2 separate regions of the Homo sapiens genome follow, and region 1 is linked to region 2. A link is an interaction called in ENCODE POLR2A ChIA-PET data of the cell type or tissue named here. Cell type or tissue: HCT116. All regions are shown on one strand. Region 1 overlaps GPR137B (G protein-coupled receptor 137B). Region 2 has its middle 12 kb from the start of EDARADD.

Region 1 (4,000 bases), 230 kb before region 2:
GGGACTACAGGTGTGTGCCACTATGCCCAGCTAAGTTTTGTATTTTTAGTAGAGACAGTGTTTCACCATGTTGACCAGGATGGTCTTGATCTCTTGACCTTGTGATCTGTCCACCTCGGCCTCCCAAAGTGCTGGGATTACAGGTGTGAGCCACCGCACCCGGCCAAGAAAGCACACTTCTAAGCAATTGGTTATATTTATTTTTACCAGAACTCTCTGAAGAAAGTACCGGTATTGTCCCCATTTTCCAGAGGAGGAAACTGAGGCTGAGAGGTCGTAGATGACTTGCTCAAGGTCACACTGTCAGTGCATGGTGGAGCTGGGATTCAACACACATCTGTGCTGTCTGAGTGTGAGGTTTGTCTTTTATGTACAGTATGTGAAACCTCTTTTTATTTTATTTTTTGAGATAGAGCCTTGCTTTGTGGTGATCTGGGTTCACTGCAACCTCTGCCTCCTGGATTCAAGCGATTCTCCTGCCTCAGCCTCCCGAGTATCTGGGATTACAGGCACCTGCCACTGCACCTGGCTAATTTTTGTATTTTTAGTAGAGATGGAGTTTTGCCATGTTGGCCAGGTTGGTCTCAAACTCCTGACCTCAAGTAATCTGCCCACCTCGGCCTCCCAAAGTGCCGTGATTACAGGTGTGAGCCACCGCGCCTGGCCATGAAACCTCTTAACAATGGGAAAACATACCCAACTCTAAATCTAACCTCGTGTTCTCCTGGAGCGCAAAATCAGGTTGCAGAGAATCAAAGTATACATACAGCACAGTTAAGGCACGATTTGCGGCACTGAAGGGAATGGTTATTGAAGCGTCAGGAGACTTGAATGAGACATGAGTCCTCTGAGAAGAAGCAGGTGTCTGGAGGCTGAAGCTGGGTGGGGAGGAAGAGAGGATGGTGGGAAGGAAGTCGTGGGGGCAGTTTGGGAATTGGGAATGAACTGGAAGGAGAGGTCCGAGATGGGGAGGAAGCTTTTTTCTGTTGTTGTCAGTCCTTTGTGCTTTTGCAGGGTCCCTGTACCTGGGCCTTACTCATCTCACCCTCCCTGGTGACCCAGAGGGTACTGTTACCCCCCAACTGAGGCTCGGAGGGGTGAGAACACTTGCCCACACTGCCCCGTCCGAGCCTCCGTGCAATGCACACGATGCTGCAGTACGCAGCCCCGGCTGCCCTTGGGTACACATCTGAGGGTAATGCGATCATGAGCAAGCTCAATTTGATTAACTTACCCCTAAATCACTGCTTTTAAATTCTGCCATGTTAAGTCTCTTTCCACCCCTAATGACCTCTCAGGCAGATCCTATGGCTTTCTAGTCATACTCGGTAATTATTATTATTTTGGAGTCTGGCTCTGTCACCCAGGCCGCAGTAGTGTGATCTTGGCTCACTGCAACCTCCGCCTCCCAGATTCAAGCAGTTCTCCTGCCTCGGCCTCCTTAGTAGCTGAGATTACAGGTGTGCGCCACCACGCCTGGCTAATTTCTGTATTTTCAGTAGAGACAGGGTTTCACCATCTTGGCCAGGCTGGTTTTGAACTCCTGACCTCAGGTGATCTGCCTACCTCGGCTTCCCAAAGTGCTGGGATTGCAGGCGTGAGCCACTGTGCCTGGCCCATACTCCTTTATTAAATCTTTACGTCTGATTTAAAGCTTCTCCCACACTGTCCAAGGCCAGCCAGGCTTCGAGCTGCAGGGCTTGGTGCAGAGGGTGTGCCCATGCTCTCAGCCTCTCCCCTTCCATCTTCCCAGGCAGCCCAGGGGAGGGGCACACTCTCTCGTGACTGCCAGCGTGTCGGCCTCTGGTCTTGCTCTGGCGCCGCCTCTGTGGGTAACTGCCACGTGGCCATGTTGACATGATGGACTTCAGCTTCTTCCTAGCCCCATCTTTGGTCTCCCTTCCATCCCAATTCCTTCTTCAGGGGGCAGCCACATGGCTTTAGGCCCCTTTTCGAAAAGCCCTTTTAGGGCTTTTTCTTAGAAAGCCATGGGATCACTGAGGCCCCTCCACTCCCACTTGGCCACATGGGTGACAGGCTGGATGCCTAACTAGCGTCTTCAGGACCCTGCACCTGGCTGCTTTTCACTCCTTGCGTGCCTAGGGGCCCTCCCACCTGTAAAAATCCCAGGTGGAAGCAAGCATCACCCTCCAAGTGCCTGGTGCCTCCAGATCACCAGGGCACAGGTCAGGCTCCACCGGGACTCCACCTGCAAACAGTCCCAGCTCAGCAAGCATCTGCCCGGGCCCCCTTCCTGCCCAATCCCTGTGAGCAGTGTCCATGTGTCTTTCTCCTTTCTGACCTGGGGTGAGGTGCCCTGCTGGTAGCAGGCTGTTAACTCTTTTTCTCCATCTCCACTCTCCACCTTCCAGTTCAGCCTGGGAACATGGGGAGGCGGCTGTGGTAGGACTGGTTCTGCTAACTCTCTCCGGGCCGTCTGTATGCAGTGTCTGTCTGGCCCCAAATGTTTGGAACATGGAGTGCTGACTACCTGTTGTTTCCAGCTGTGGCTCCTTGTGCCAGCTTTGGGGAACAGCTGAGCTTCTGCTCCCGGCTGCATGAGGAAGTGGCGGGACCAAGGCTTTGCACCAAGGCCTTTGACTCAGAGCCTGTTCTAAGCGCTGTGTCAAATCACCATTTTAGTGGGGACTTAGGAGAGGGGCAGGACTCTGAAACCTAAGGCAGGCAGGGGTCTCTGCTCATGAGGAATTATGGTGCCTTCTACCTCCAGGTTTCAGGATAGAGGCTCAGAAGCAAAGGCGGTAGCTTCTGTGCCCAGGCAGCTCCTGGGCAGACAGGTCTGTGCCCTGCAGGGGCAGAAGTTGATGTGGCGGTGGGCTCGGTGACACCTCGGCAGCCACGTATCCCAGCCCTTCTTCCTCGGAATTCCCAGCCTGGAACTCAGACTCTCCAGATTCCCGAGTTTGGCAGGATGGAACAGGCTGGTTCAGCTTTGTCTTGGGCCCTATGACAAACTCCTGCCATTGCAGTCACATGGTTTGCGGAAGGAAATGGAGAAGCGAGTTCTCTCCATGGGGAGAGGTGCTGTGATGAATGGACACTGATGTGGGAACTGAGACCTGAGACGTCACCATGCCTTGGAGGGCAGATGGGAAGCTGACATTTATCGGGGTCTGGTCTGTTCTGTTCTGAAACTCAGCTAGGGACTTCCACACCCTCCACTCAGCTGCAGCAGGGATGGTTCGTGAGTCATGTGGTCCTGTGGGATGGTGCCAGGGGCTCGTGGTGAGGGCCTGCGGCTCATGGTAGGGGCTCATAGTCGGTGTTGGGAGCTCATCATGGGCACTAGGCCAGCAAAGCCTTATGAATGAGGAGGCAGCCCTGGGAGTGAAGGAGCAGGGTCCCTGGGTGCAGATCTGGGTTCCAATCCGGGCTTTGCCTCCAGTGTGGGTCCCATGGCTGGTTACCACCTCTCTAAGGCTGCTGCTTCACCAGGGAGACAGAAACTGTAATACTCATCCCATGGGTCGGAGTGGGTTAAAGGAGATGCCGTGTGTCCTGAATCCCTTTGCTCCTCTCCTCCCTTAGTTGAGATTCTCACTGTGTGTTGCCTACAGCTCTGAACCTAGGCTCTTGCTTCGACACCCAGCCACTGTCCTGAAGGTCAGGTCCCCGGGCTGACCCTGCCCTTTTCCAGCCTACTGTGCCATCAAAATTACTTTTCCACCAAACAGCAGCTTTTCTGTTTGTAAAACGGTGGTGACTCTTGGCGCACCCGTAGGGAGCATGTGGCAAGCCTAATCGCAGTGCCTGACATGAGAGCAGAAGGCACTGGGGGTCCAGCAGCCCAGCCCCTCCTTTGCAGATGAGCCGACCAGAGGAGGAAATTCTCCCAGGCAGCCCAGCCAGGCGTGCAGAGGCAGGACAAGTCCCGTGTTTCAGGCTGACCGATCCGTGCTTGCTACAGACGCCACACTCTGACTTGAAGTGGGTCATAGTCCTCATTCTTGCTGGTAGGGAACTAAGAGGCCCCTAAAAG
Region 2 (4,000 bases):
AAAGTCTGAAGTCACTTCACATATGCTAACCACAACTCTGTAAAATGGAGGAAAAATCCATTTTACTTTCATTTTTTTTAAAGGAAGCAAGTGTAAATTAATATTACTTTTGTTTTTATTTGAACAATTCATAGTCTGGAAAATAAGAAGACTGAAGGGAAATTTTTTAGGTGACTAAATGTTTGGAACAGATTACTGTGTGAAACATGGTTTGTTGGGGGACAGGGAAGGTCAAGACTTATTTTGCTAAGCAGGTGCCTTTGTAAAAAATCATTTCTAAATTTGCTATTAAAATTTTTTAATTACATAAAAATACATAAATAAGTTATTTATTTTAAATGAAAGAACATTACAGACAAAGCTAAAGTCCCCTTTAAGCATTACTTTCTCCCAACCCTAGTCCTTTCCTAATTGCCCAGAAATAGCCATTATTAGCTATTGTTATGAGCTTGGCATGTATCTGTTTGTTTGTTGTAGAAATGGGGTTTAGCTATGTTGCCTAGGCTTAATGCAGTGGCTATTCACAGGTGCCATCATAGTGCACTGCAGCCTTGAACTCCTGGCCTCAAGTGATCTTCTCGACTCAGCCTCCCCAGTATCTGGGACCACAGGTTTGTGCCATCAGTGCCTGGCTATTTATTTAAAGTAGCTTTATTGGGGTATAATTGCCATAGAATCAACTGCACATATGTCAAGTGCACAACTTGATCAGTTTTGACATACATATAGGCCCATGAAACTATCATCATGAGCAAAAGAATGAACATGTCCGTTAGCCCCCAAAGTTTACTCATCTGCCTTTGTAATCCATCCTTCCCGCCCCACCCTCAATCCTGGGCACCCATTAATCAGCTTTCTGTTATTATAAATTAGTTTGTGTTGCAATAGATTTATTATCAGTGGAGTCATACAATACGCATGCTTTTGTTTTTTTCTGGCCTCTTTCACTCAGCATAACTATTTTGAGATTCATTTGTGTTGTTATGTGTATCAATAGTTTGTTCCTTTTATTGGTAAGTAGTATTCCATTCTAAAGATACACCATTCATTTTTATTTTTATTTTATTTTATTTTTTATTTTTATTTACTTTTTTATTATTATCATACTTTAAGTTCTAGGGTACATGTGCACAACGTGCAGGTTTGTTACATATAAGCTTGTGCTATTTTAGTGTTTACTTTAGCGTTTATCATATACATCTTTAACATGTCAGAGTGTATTTTTAAGTGATATTACAACAATTCATGCATAAAAATCCTTAGCTTCCATATCTCCCTTCTAGGCTTTTGAACAATTGTTTTCATTAGTTTTATCTCTACATATATCATAAGCCCTAAATACATTGTTACTATTTTGATTTAAAATATATTTTTTAAGCTGGGCATGGTGGGTCATACCTGTAATCCCAGACATATTTTTCTGTCAATTCTTTAAAAAAATAGCTCCACTGCCTCCTGCCTTACATGGTTTCTGATGAAAAATCTGCTGTCATCCTTGTTTTTATGCCTCTGTAATATGTCTTTTTTTTTTTCTTCCTGTGGTTGCTTTTTTTTTTTTTTTTTTTTTTTTCAGAGTTGGATGGGATCTTATGTTGCTCAGGCTGGCCTGAAACTCTTGGGCTCAAGCCATCCTACAGTCACAGCCTCCAGAGTAACTGGGACTACAGGCACATGCCACCATACCTGGCTTAGTCTGTTAAAATTTTATCTTATCCATGGCTTTGAGCAATATGATTATGTTGGGTTTTGGTGATTTTTTTTTCATATGTCTTGTGCTTGGTGTTCATTGAGCTTCTGGTCTGTGAGTTTAAGGTTTTCCTCAAATTTAAAAAATTTTTGGCCATTATTTCTTCAAACATTTTTGTCCTTCCTCTTTACATTTCTGGGATTCCAATTACATGTATATTAAGAGATTTGAAGTTACTCCTAGCCCTTTTCATTTTCTAAAGTTACTTTTCCCTTCAATTTCTATGTCTCCAAGTCACTAATATTTTCTTCTGCAATATCTTATCTGCCATTAATTCCATCCAGAGTATCTTTACTCTCAGGTATTATAGTTTTAATTTCTAAAAGTTGTAGTTTGGACCTTTTTATGTTTTGTGTGTCTCTACTTAGCTTGTTGAACCCATGGACTACAGTTACAATAAAAGTTTTAATGTCCTTCTTACTAACTGTATCATCTGTGTCCATTCTGGGTCTGTTTCAATTGACCAGTTTTTCTCCTTATTGTAAGCTATGTTTTTCTGCTTCCTGCAAGTCTGGTAATCATTGTATTCCAGATGTTATGAATTCACTTCATTGGATACTGGATATTTTTGTATTCCTATACCTCCTCTTTAGCTTTGTCCTTGAGCAGTTAAGTTGGTTGGAAAGAATTTGAAACTTCCAGGTCTCACTTTTAAGGTTTGTTAGGTGGAACTGGGGCAGGGTGTGCTCAGTCTAGGACTAATTATTCTCCACTATTCAGGCAAGACCCTTTTGTGTACTCTACCAAATGCTCATGAATTATAAGGTTGTTTTCCAGTCTGGTTGGCACGAACAGGCACTATTACTAGCCCTGAGTGAGCACCAGGCACGGTTCCCTCTGAAGTTCCCACATGGTTCTTTCCCCAGCCTTGGATAATTTCCAGGATGCATGCGCTGATCAATAAGTGTTCTGCTGGGTCCTCAAGGGGGACATTCTATAGATCTCTTAGGATCTCTCTGGGAAGTCTTTACCCTACAGTATTCTGTCCTGAGACTTCTAGATGTTTTGATTTCCTCAGACTCTCAGTTCTAGCTCCTCAAACCAGGGAGTCCAGCAGTCTCTGTCTGAGTGTCCTTTCTCTGCGCTGCAACTTAGAAATCTCTCAAGGAAGGCCGGGCGCAGTGGCTCACACCTGTAATTTCAGCACTTTAGGAGGCCAAGATGGACATATCACCTGAGGTCAGGAGTTTGAGACCAGCCTGGCCAACATAGAGAAACCCTGTCTCCACTAAAAATATAAAAATTAGCCAGGCATGGTGGTGCATGCCTGTAGTCCCAGCTACTCGAGAGGCTGAGGCGAGAGAATCACTTGAACCTAGGAGGTGGAGGTTGCAGTGAGCCAAAATTACACCACTGCACTACAGCCTGGGCAAGACTCCGTCTCAAAAAAAAAAAAAAAAAATCTCTCAAGGCAGTAAGCTGAGTGCAATCATAGGAATCCCCTTGTTTGTATTCCAGCTCCCAGAGAGCACCATCCTTCTTCACCTGGTGTGCTGTCTTAAAACCTGTTGTTTTATATATTTTGTCTGGGTTTTTTGTTGTATTGTTTCAGGCAGAAGGGAAAATCTTGTTCCTGTTACTCTATCTTGGTTGCAAGACAAAGTTGACATGTATCCATTTACAAAGGAATTACATGTAGTTATAGAAAATATACAGACTGGATTTTTTTTCTACCTCTGATATTAATCTGCAACTTATTTGGTCATTTAAAAATGTTTTGGCTGAGAATAGTGGCTCATACCTGTAATCCCAGAACTCTGGGAGGCTGAGGTGGGAGGGTCATTTGGGGTCAAAAGCTGGAGACCAGCCTGGGCAACGTAGTGATACCATATCTGTACAAAAAGTTTAAGAACTAGCCAGGCAGTGGCACATGTTTGTGGTCCCAGCTACTCAGGAGGCTGAGATGGGAGGATCACTTGAGCCCCGGTAGGTCGAGGCTGCAGTGATCTTTGATTGTGCCACTGCACTCTAGCCTGGGTGACAGAGTAACACCTTGTCTCAAAAAAATAAAATAAAATAAAATAATATTTTTGAGTTTATATCGTGTAACTTCTGTAAAATATTCTATTACATGAATGTGTTGTATCATATTTACCCATACCCCATTGATGAATGCTTATGTCATTTCCAATCTTTGTTATTACAAACAATGCTGCAACCAGTGTCCTTATGCATGTCTCCTTGTACCCACATGTAAGAGTTTGCTTAGGGAAAATACATCGGTCAAATTCCTCTACAGTGTAATCATATCAA

Evidence for each region. ChIA-PET counts read pairs that join two places held together with the same protein. Peaks named below come from ENCODE experiments on the same cell type or tissue, not always from the same donor. Only the 100,000 strongest peaks of a DNase experiment are listed, where the experiment ranks them.
Region 1: POLR2A ChIA-PET joins it to region 2 with 6 read pairs; 4 of 35 experiments call an interaction of 5 or more read pairs at or near these places.

The regions. Positions count from the first base shown.
Region 1 is chr1:236,145,492-236,149,491 of GRCh38, forward strand. All of the region lies in intron 1 of GPR137B (G protein-coupled receptor 137B), which reads left to right. Among named protein-coding and RNA genes, the nearest start is that of GPR137B, 5.0 kb to the left of the region's middle. In HCT116, no CTCF peak of the experiment used is centred here; no DNase peak of the experiment used is centred here.
Region 2 is chr1:236,380,256-236,384,255 of GRCh38, forward strand. It overlaps a transcript of EDARADD not described here. Among named protein-coding and RNA genes, the nearest start is that of EDARADD, 12 kb to the right of the region's middle. RefSeq lists a silencer at 1,540-1,740. In HCT116, no CTCF peak of the experiment used is centred here; a DNase peak (open chromatin) is centred at 1,541.